Linked DNA regions of Homo sapiens: region 1 is linked to region 2. A link is an interaction called in ENCODE POLR2A ChIA-PET data of the cell type or tissue named here. Cell type or tissue: GM12878. All regions are shown on one strand. Each heading gives the region's core, and the rest is flanking DNA. Links, peaks and the distances in the headings are about the cores only.

Evidence for each region. Peaks named below come from ENCODE experiments on the same cell type or tissue, not always from the same donor. Only the 100,000 strongest peaks of a DNase experiment are listed, where the experiment ranks them.
Region 1: POLR2A ChIA-PET joins it to region 2 with 12 read pairs; 10 of 35 experiments call an interaction of 5 or more read pairs at or near these places.

The regions. Positions count from the first base shown.
Region 1 is chr1:70,262,521-70,267,907 of GRCh38, forward strand. It overlaps ANKRD13C (ankyrin repeat domain 13C), which reads right to left. Exons shown (of 13, transcript NM_030816.5): 13 at 1-327. The coding sequence ends at 197. Among named protein-coding and RNA genes, the nearest start is that of SRSF11, 44 kb to the left of the region's middle. In GM12878, for the core only: no CTCF peak of the experiment used is centred there; no DNase peak of the experiment used is centred there.
Region 2 is chr1:70,357,059-70,362,372 of GRCh38, forward strand. The region is part of intron 1 of ANKRD13C-DT (ANKRD13C divergent transcript); the gene reads left to right. It overlaps LINC03102 (long intergenic non-protein coding RNA 3102), which reads right to left and starts at 3,379. Exons shown (of 2, transcript NR_183713.1): 1 at 3,239-3,379; 2 at 2,501-2,937. RefSeq lists an enhancer at 2,015-2,074 and a silencer at 3,311-3,504. In GM12878, for the core only: no CTCF peak of the experiment used is centred there; no DNase peak of the experiment used is centred there.

The sequences.
Region 1 (5,387 bases), core at 302-5,301, 94 kb before region 2:
GACAAAAAATGGCACATCAGAAAACTCGCTGAAATTCTTATTAGAGGCCCATTTCACTGTATCGTATTACTGATGTGTCGATTCAATGTGTAATTCCCTTTTCTTCACTGAAAGCATTTGTCCCTTCTATTTGGATCCACTTCTAGGGTCTCTGTATTTTCTTTCCTTGGTTAGACGGCATCCTTTTCCACGTCAGTTAAAGATCAGGAAAACGGCTTGGGTCTTCCTTGTAGTCATCAGGTATAGTAAAGATGGAGCCATCAAATTCATCGTATCGAAACTCCTGAAAAGTCACAGTGGCTGTGATTGTGGGAAACACAGGTATATCTACAGAGAGAACATCAATGATAGCATTGTAAAATCAAATGTTAATATTCATAGACTACAAAGTACTATTGGAGATGTCCATACTCCTTAAAATGTAAAAAAAAAAAAAAAAATACTCAAGAACCAGAAGAATTCAAATATATGTAGTACTGAGTGTGTGTTTCAGGGAGAGTTCTGGGTATTGATTAGTGAGGAGAAAAAGACATTCAGGCATCCAGCATTATATTGAAAACTCAAGATCCCATGCCTTCCTAGTCTTAAGAATATAATGCCAGATTCTACCAGTCTTTTTTTCTTTTTCTTGGGGCAGAGGGACAGCTACTTTTGTGCTTTTTGCATTCTGACTTTTTTCTCTTCAGATTATAGTATATTTACTATTCTGACTCTTTGAGCTGATTTATTTTCATTCTTACTAGCCCAAGTAAAATACTCTAATCCTTTTCTGTTTTAAAACATTAAAAACAACCTATCACTTAAATGTGTGGGATAAAAACAGTCTCATCAGAAATGGAAAAATATCATACCACCACAGCCTAATCTTCCAAATGAAATATATTTCTAGCTGAAATTGTTTAAGTAAAATCTAGCAATTAAAATGAGCAAGTTAATGATTACATAAGAATCAGAAAGAGTAAAATAAATAAAATGAACAAATACACATTAAATTAAATGTTTAGTTTTATTCCTCATATGAGTTACTGACATGAGTACAAATCATAAAGCCTGGATTCAGATTCCTATAAATCATTTTACTCATGAGCCTCAGGGATTTCATATGTAAAATAAAGAAACTCTGAAATTCCCTTAAAACTCTGAAATGAGGTTGGGTGTGGTGGCTCACACCTATAATCCCAATATTTTGGGAGGACAAGGCAGGAGGATCACTTGAGCCCAGGAGTTCAAAACCAGCATGGGCAACATAGGGAGACCCTGTCTCTATTTAAAATAATAATAATAAATCATTTTTAAAAAAACTCTGAAATGAGTATATGAAAGCTAATTCAAGTGTCTACCTAGGGTAAGGGCACAGAGTAAATTAAGTCTAACTGATATAAGCTAGTATTTTATTGCAGAAAGTTATGTTCTTATGTAAAAAGGAAAACAAAATACCTTAATTAGATTTAAACACAATAATCAACATAACAATTATAGAGTTTCCAGTTATTTCTGGGGGAAAAAATTATTCCTTTGTACCTACTATATGCAGATGCTATCCTAATCCAGGGGTCTGTACACTAAGTCCTATTGCCAGGCCTATTTTGGTAGGGCCCATAAGCTAAGAAAGTATTTTACATTTTTAAATGTTTAGGGAAAAAAAAGAATAGTATTTCATGAAGTGAAAATTAGGCTGGGCGTGGTGGCTCACGCCTGTAATCCCAGCACTTTGGGAGGCTGAGACAGGTGGATCACTTGAGGTCAGGAGTTTGAGACCAGCCTGGCCAACATGGTGAAACCCCATCTCTAACAAAAATACAAAAATTAGCTGGGTGTGGTGGCGGGTGCCTATAATCCCAGCTACTCAGAAGGCTGAGGCGGGAGAATCGCTTGAACCCAGGAGGCGGAGGTTGCAGTGAGCCAAGATTGCGCCACTACACTAGAGCCTGGGGAACAGAGCAAGACTCTATCTCAAAAAAAAAAAAAAAAAAAAAAAAAAATTACATGAAAGTCAAACTTCAGTGTCTGTAAACAGCTTTTTTGGAACACAACATGCCCACTCATTTACTTACTATCTATGGCTTCTCTCATTCTCCAAAAAGAGTAGTTGTGACAGAAACCATAGAGCCCACAAAGCCTAAGATATTTATTATCTTTCAGACAAAGTTTGCTGACCCCGTTCTAGGTTTTGGATACACATCACTAAATAAGAAACAAAATTCATGCAATTATAGAGATTACACTGGTTGGGAGGGTCAGACAACAAATAAATGATGATGACTATCTAGAAAAAAATAAAGCATGACAGTAGAATAGGGAGTCTCAGTGTTGGGGGTACGAGCTGTTGAATAGGGTGGCCAAAGGAAAACCTCAATGAAGGGACTTTTCAGTAAAGACCTGAGATAAGAACAAACCATGCAGTTGCCTGGAGGACGAAAATTCCAAATAGAAGAACACGAAGTACAAAAGCCCTCAAAGGAAGTATCTGGTTTAATCTCGGAACAGCCAGGAGGCCAATGTGGCTGCAGCCAAATGAATGAGAGGAAGATTAGCAGGCGATGAGGTCAGAGGGGAAATAGGCTGCCAGATCAGGTGGAGTTTAGGCCAAAAAAAAGACCAGCTTTTATTCTGGATCAGGTGGAAAGCCAACGGAAGGGTGTGACCGGGGTAGTACTATAACTGGAGTTTTGGCAGATGTAGTGAGAATATAATACAAGGTGACAAGAGTGAAGAGGGAGATGTGCTCCAGAAGGAGCAGCCAGAGAGGGAGGAAGAAAACCAAGAGAGAGTCTATCAAAGAAGTCAGAGGAAAATGCAATGACTTGTCTCAGTTATTCATTGAGCCAAGGACTTCAAAATAAGAAAAGTCAAATCTTGAAGAGATTAGTATAAAAACAGAAAAGTTTCTACTACATTTAACAATAAGGATCAATAATAAATAAACAGGAAGAGAGAATCTGTAATGAACTAAGGAAGTGAATATGCTTTTTATTTTGAGACAATTACAGATTCACAAGCAATTTTAAGAAATAATACAGGCCAGGCACAGTGGCTGACACCTGTAATCCCAGTACTTTGGGAGGCCAAGGTGGATAAATCACTTGAACTCAGGAGTTTGAGACCAGCCCGGGCAACAAAGTGTTGAGACCCCATCTGTACGACAAATACAAAAATTAACTGGGTGTGGTGGCTCATGTCTGTGGTCCCAGCTACTTGGGAGGCTGAGGTGGAAGGATGGCTTGAGACTGGTAAGCAGAAGTTGCAGTGAGCCGAGATCATGCCACTGCATTCTAGCCTGTGCAACAGTGTCAGACCTTGCCTCAAAAAAAAAAAAAAAAAAAAAAAAAAAGAAAAGAAAAGAAAAGAAGAAGGAAGGAAGGAAGGAATGGAGGGAGGGAAAGAGGACGGAAGGAAAGAGAGAGGGAGGAAGGGAGGGAAGAAGGAAGGAAGGAGGAAGCAAGGGAGATTTCCTGTAGCCTTTATTCAATTTTATCCAACTTTAACATCTTACAAATAATACAACATAAAAATCAGGATATTGACAGTATAGTAAAACATGATGAATATTTCCATAACCACATGTTGTCCTCATGTTGGATCCCACAGTGTTGCCCTTTTATAGCCACAATTGCTTCTCTTATGCCTCACCCCTTCTGTAGTCCCTGGCATCCACTCAACTGTTCACTGCCACAGTTGTTTTCACTTCGAATACTTTATATAAATGGAATCATACAGTATCTAATTTTTGGGATTGGCTTTTTTCTACTCAGTATAATTCTCAAGCAATTCATCCAGGTTGTTTCATGTATTAGCAGTTCAATCTTTTTATTGGTGAATAGTATATCCCACGGTATAGGTGTATCATTGTTCATTTACCTGTTGCAAATTGTAGTTTTTGGCTATTACAAATAAAGCTGATATAAAATAAACATTTGTGTACTTTTTGTGTGTGTGTGAACATACTCTTCATTTGTCTGATCTAAATGCCTAGCAAACTAATACAGCTATTCTAGGTTCTTTGCCTTTCCATCCAAATTTTAAAATAATCTTGCCTATGTCTATAAAAATATCTTGCTGGGAGTTGTCTCTCAGCACTGCTTTAGCTATGTTCCACAAATTTTGATATGTTGCAATTTCATTTTCATTCAGTTCAATTTATTGTTTTATTTCCTTTGAGACTTCCCTTTGACATATAGATTATTTAGAAGAGTGCTCTTTAAGTTTCCAAGTGTTTGGACATTCTCTTGTCTTTTTTCTAATATTAATTCCTAGTTTAATTCCATTGTAATCAGAGAACACACTCGGTATGATTTTCGGTTCTTTTATATATATTCAGGTTTGTTTATAGCCAATATGGTCTACCTTGGTATATGTTCCATGGGCACTTGAAATGTATGTGTATTCTGCTGTTGTTGGGTAGAGTATTCTATAAATGCCAATTAAATCCTTTGGCTTATGATGTTGTTGATCTACATCCTTGCAAATTTTCTGTCTGTTGTTATATCAATTGTTGAGAGAAGGGTGTTGAGTCTCCAGTTATAATTGTGGATCTATTTTTCCTTTCCATTCTTTCAATTTTTGTTTCATCTATCTTGCAACTCTGTTACTTGGTATATATACATTTAGAATGGTCACATCTTCTTCATAGATTGACCCTTTTATCACTAAATAATGTCCCTCTCTGTCTCTAATAATTTTCTTTGCTCTGATATCTGCCTTAATTTTAATATGGCCAATCCTGTTTTCCTTTGATTAGTGTTTGCATGATATATCTTTTTCCACTCTTTCACTTCTAATCGGCCTATATCATTATATTTCAAGTGAGTTTACTGAAAATAGCAGACAATTGGATCATGGTTTTTGTTTTGTTTTGTTTTTTTATTGAAACAATCCTGCTCTGTCACCCAGGCTGGAATGAGTACAGTGGCGCGATCTTGGCTCACTGCAACTTCCGTCAGCCTCCTAAGTTTAAGCAATTCTCCCACCTCAGCCTCCCAAGTAGCTGGGATTACAGGGATGAGCCACTGCACCCAGCCTGGATCATGTTTTTTAATCCACTTTACCAATCACTATCTTTTAATTGGTATATTTAGACCATTTACATTTAATGGTATTATTAATATGTTAGGGCTTAGGTCTGCTATTTTATTTTTTGTTTTCTGTTCATTCTCTCTGTTCTTCATTTCTCTGTTTTCTTTTTCTTGCCATCCTTAGGTTACCTATTTTTTAGAATTTCATTTTAATTTATCTATGGTGTTTTTGAGTTATCTCTTTTTACAGCTTCTATAGTGGCTGCTCTAGGTATACATTATTGTGTGTATGTGTGTGTGTGTCTGTATCACAATTTCCCGGTGTCATAATTTTACCAACTCAAGTGAAGTAAACTTATCTCCCTTCATGTCCCT
Region 2 (5,314 bases), core at 1-5,000:
ACTCCAGCCTGGGTGACAAGAGCAAAACTTGGTCTCAAAAAAAAAAAAAAATTAAAAAAAAGAAAATTCAGTCACTCATACTTTAGAGAAGTATGCATCAAGAACAGAACTTTAAAGAAGTATGCAGTAAATCAGATGATGAGAGCATGAACCAAGTTAGTAAGAGTGAGGCAGAAAAAGGTTTAAGAGGTTTTTAAAAATGAGTTCAATCTTAGCATATTGAGTTGAAAGTTGCTTATCTGTAGGGAGTTAGATGTTCTACATTTTAGATATTTGCAAGTGATCCTTAGGTAACAGAGAACTAGGTATGGGCTGGATTCAGAAGTTATCATTACACAGTAATTAATGCTCCAGAAGTGGGTGAGTTCCCCAAAGAAAAGTTTATAGAATGAGAAATTAAGAAGGTCCATATAGAACAAAATCTTGAAAACACCAATATTCAAAGCGTGTGTATAGGGTAAGTGGCCAGCATCCTATTACTAAAAACCTACACCAAATAATATCCCGTTATACTTGTGAAGTATTCTATCACTAGAGTCTGAATTTGAAATTTCTTTATTAGTGGCTGTCACCCATGGATGTCACCCATGGAATGTGGAAACTCATAAGTATCCCTCCAGTAAAATCAAACACCATACATATCAAAAATAATATTCAGGCCAGGTGTGGTAGCTCATACCTGTAATCCCAACACTTTGAAAGGCCAAAGCAGGAGGATCACTTGAGGTCAGGGGTTTGAAACCAGCCTGGGCAACATAGTGAAACCCCATCTCTATCAAAAAATATAAAATATTAGCCACCTGTGGTGCTAAACACCTGCAGTCCCAGCTACTCAAGAGGCTGGGGTGGGAGATCCACTTGAGCCTGGGAGTCCAAGGCTGCAGTGAACTAGGATTGCACTACTGCACACCAGCCTAAGTGACAGGTATCCTGTCTTTAAAAATAAATAAATAAATAAATAAATATCATCCTTTTTTATTTTTTATTTTATTTTATTTTTGAGACAGAGTTTTGTTCCCGTTGCCCATGCTGGAATGCAATGGTGTGGTCTCAGCTCACTGCAACCTCCGCCTCCTGGGTTCAAGCAATTCTCCTGCCTCAGCCTCCCAAGTAGTTGGCATTACAGGTCTCCACCACCATGCCAAGCTAATTTTTGTATTTTTAATAGAGATGGGGTTTCACCATGTTGGCCAGGCTGAGTCTCGAACTTCTGACCTCAGGTGATCCGCCCACCTCGGCCTCCCAAAGTGCTGGGATTACAGGCATGAGCCACCACACCAAGACTTATTTTTTGTTGTTTTTTGAGTCTCATTTTGTCAGCTAGGCTGGAGTGCAGTGGCATGATCTCAGCTCACTGCAACTTCCACCTCCCATGCTCAAGTGGATCCTCCCGCCTCAGCCTCCCAAGTGCTGGGACTACAGGGCCCAGCTAATTTTTGTATTTTTTTGTAGAGACTGGGTTTGGCCATGTCACCCAGGCTAGTCTCAAACTCCTGGACTCAAGCCATCTACCCACCTCGGCTTCCTGAAGTGTTGGGATTACAGGTGTGAGCTACTGCCCCCAGCCCATTCATTATTATTATTATTTTTTATAGAGGCCGTGTCTCACTATGTTGGTCAGGCTGGTCTTGAACTCCTGGGCCCAGGTGATCCTTCCACCTCAGCCTCCCAAAGTGCTGAGATGACAGGTGTGAGCCACTGCACTTGGCCCCATCCATTATTTTTAAGGGCTTGTAAAAATGACAGAAATGTAAGATTACAATATATTATAAAAAAGATAGAAATATGATTGTAATACATTATGAAAAATACAAGGATTGAAATTATATAAGCTCCCAATACAATATAGAAAAGGAAGTCATTAATTCTATTTGGGGAAAATAGAAATTGGATGATCAGAAAAGCTTTCTGGGGCTGGGCGTGGTAGCTCATGCCTGTAATCCCAGCACTTTGGAAGGCCGAGGTGGGCAAGTCACTTGAGGTCAGGAGTTCAAGATCAGCCTGACCAACATGGTGAAACCCCATTTCTACTGAAAAATACAAAAAGAATCAGCCAGGCATGGTGACGTCTGCTTGTAGTCCCAGCTGCTCGGGAGGCTGAGGCAGGAGAATGGCTTGAACCCAGGAGGCAAAGGTTGCAGTGAGATTGCACCACTGCACACCAGCCTGGGCGATAGAGCGAGACTCTGTCTAAAAAAATAAATAAATAAATAAAAGAATTACATCAAATTTTATCCCTTCTTAGCACAAATTTTTTTTTAACTTGGCATAGAATTCAGAGCCAGGAAATTGTGTTGAACTAACTTTCCAAATAAAATTTAGCATGTCATTCTATTATGAACGTATGCCACAAACCACAATAGTATTAGCATTAGTAGTACCTGTGACTTCACAACCAAAAAAACCACAGGTATTTTCATTTCACATAACAGTTGCTGCAGACAACTCAAAATTTCATTTATAGTCATTAGTACCTCTAAAATTATCTTAATAGGTATGCTCATTGCTATATCTTGTTCTTTAATTAGTTAATAAAGAAGCATATACATTACTGTATTACAAATTTGCTTTTAAAATATTTTGTTAGGTATTTCAATACTCAGAGTTTCCTTTTAATCCAAAATATTTTATGCATTTAAAAACACTGTTCTGAAAATGGGTCCCTGGGTTTCTCCACACTGCCAAAGAGTCAATGGCACAAAAACAGAAGTTAGGAACTTCTTCTTAGGAATCTTTGATGATACCTGCCCATTCGTCTCCTTTTCTCTCCTATCCAACAAACCCATCGTTCTGAATTAGGTGTCCCTCCTTTGTCTTCTTTTTGATTTCCCATTGTAACTTCTGCATGCCTCCTTGATATTCTTGTCTGGTCTCAACTAATCCTTGGAGCTCTCTGAGCACTGGAATCATGCTGATCATTGCTGTATGCACAGTGCCCTACAGGGAGTGAATGCTTATATTAATAATAAGCAGTTGTTGAATTAATCAGTCTATTAGAACACAAAACCCCAAGTATCTACAAGGTACTAAGACAACTGCAGACTCAGTAATGAGATGCTAAATAAACTTCTTAAATAATCCCAATATAACTACACTGAAATTAGCTGCTACACTCTTGAATTCTTACATGAAGCCAAAGAGTAGATATATCATTTAGGACTTTTTGTTTTTCATGTAGAAGTAACAATAAATTCAATTGAAACAGGGTTAAATTAAAGGAATGTATTGACTTACATACCAGAAAGGTGCAGAGATAAGTCTTCAAGAGTGGCCCCTCAGGATCCCATGTCAGTTTTTCAGTGAATCTCTCGGTGTTTCTCTCTGTATGAGGAGTCCTCCTCAGGCCTGCTTCCTTCAAGAACACAAGATAACTGCCAGCAGGTAAAAGCAGCCACGTGCTTCCTCCTTAAGGTCCAAAGGAGTTCCTGCTCCCACATAAATCTGGAGTATGACAGTTACAAGATAACTCAGTCCAATCTGTGTCCCAGAGAACGGTGATTGGCTCAAGCCTGGGTTATCTGACAAACCCCTGTGAAGGAGGGGTTACTCAGATTAGTTTCACCCAATCAGGATTGATCTCGGAGCCGGAGGTGGGGCCCAGCTCTCCAAACAGTGAACTGTTTCATAATGGGAATGAGGTGGGGAATAATGTTGGAGAGACAAATGCAAGAGTGGTCAGCAAAAGTACTATATCCAAAGACTTAAAACAGGATTTTGCTTCAAAAAAATCTGTTATCACAGTGTCTTGAATTCAATATGATAAAATATGTAGTGATTATCAATTATATCAATATGTAATGAGTAAATAACTTCACTGGTAAACACTGTATTTACTTTTTATTCAAATTTTACAAGATAGAATGCAATCCATCAATTCAAGTATAGAACTAAACTACTGGCCAGGCGCAGTGGCTCACGCCTGTAATCCCAGCACTTTGGGAGGCTGAGGCGGGTGGATCACCTGAGGCCAGGAGTTCGAGACCAGCCTGGCCAACATGGCGAAACCCCGTCTCTACTAAAAATACAAAAATTAGCCGGACGTGGTGGTGGACCCCTATAATCCAAGCTACCTGGGAGGCTGAGGCAGGAGAATCGCTTGAACCTGGGAGGCAGAGGTTGCAGTGAGCCGAGATTGTGCCATTGCACTCCTGCCTGGGCAACAGAGCTAGACTCCATGCCAAAAGGAAAAAAAAAAAAACCCTGAGAACTAAACTACTGAATTTGCTAGGTAATACTCTGTAGTTCTACAAATTAGCAAATTAATTTCTCTCCTGGTGTAGTTAACTCAATAATGCTCAATTTGCCTTGAATAGCAAAAAGCTTCTGAAAAATGAATGTTTTTCAACTTTTTCTAATGAGAGTTTTGTTAGATAGTTATGTGCTCACCAACACCAAACACTGACTAGACAGTTAAATCTGTCTCTAAGAAAGAACGTTGTGAATTTTGCCAGAAATTTATGTATCTCTATTAGCCCTACACAAAGCACCTAATCCCTGTCCTGGTGTCTTCATTTAACAAAAGCAGTAGTATGGTAACATGAAATACAGAACAGCAGTACTGTACAAAATAAAATCTCACTCGTTATATTTTTTAAATATATCAACAGACTTCCAATTAGGATCTGTAGTTACTAACCTTACTCAATTCTCATTGCATTGCATACTAATAATGTTTCTAATGTAAATATTAGTGCAAGTTTAGTCTACATCTTTTTTCTTTCATCTTCTCTGAAGATTTGTGTTTTATATTCTCACAATAATCTGGAATATGATTTCCTACATTCCACAATGGTTGAACAAGATCTAGGAGTATTTTGTTTGATAGATGATAGGGCTATCTAACTAATGAGGTAATTGTCTCTGAAATCTGACGACACAGCAGTACACTGACAGATGAAAATAACAAACCATGTAAATCAATACTTAATTCACACATTTTACTTCCATCTCCCTGGGTCTCAGTATTTTTCTCTTTCCTCTAAATCTGCCCCCTTCCTTTCTCAGAGGCAATGCAGAGCACTTTCCCTTTCTTCTACGGTTTCTGATCAGTGGTTATCAGTGATTTTGTAAAATTTCTCTTAAGTAATCAGAAAAAAAATCTGAGAAGCAGGGGTTGCCAAGGAAACCAGAGCCAATAACAGCTGGAAGTTCCTGAAGGAAGAAATTCCTTTGAGACAGATAAAACCTACAGACTGATTTGGAGGAAGAAGGAGAAAAAATGCCAGGAGCACAGTGAAAGGCTGAGTCAATGAGATGAAAAGGAAAAGATAAAGTGAAACATTCATAATTAAAATTATTTTTAGATCGACAAAGG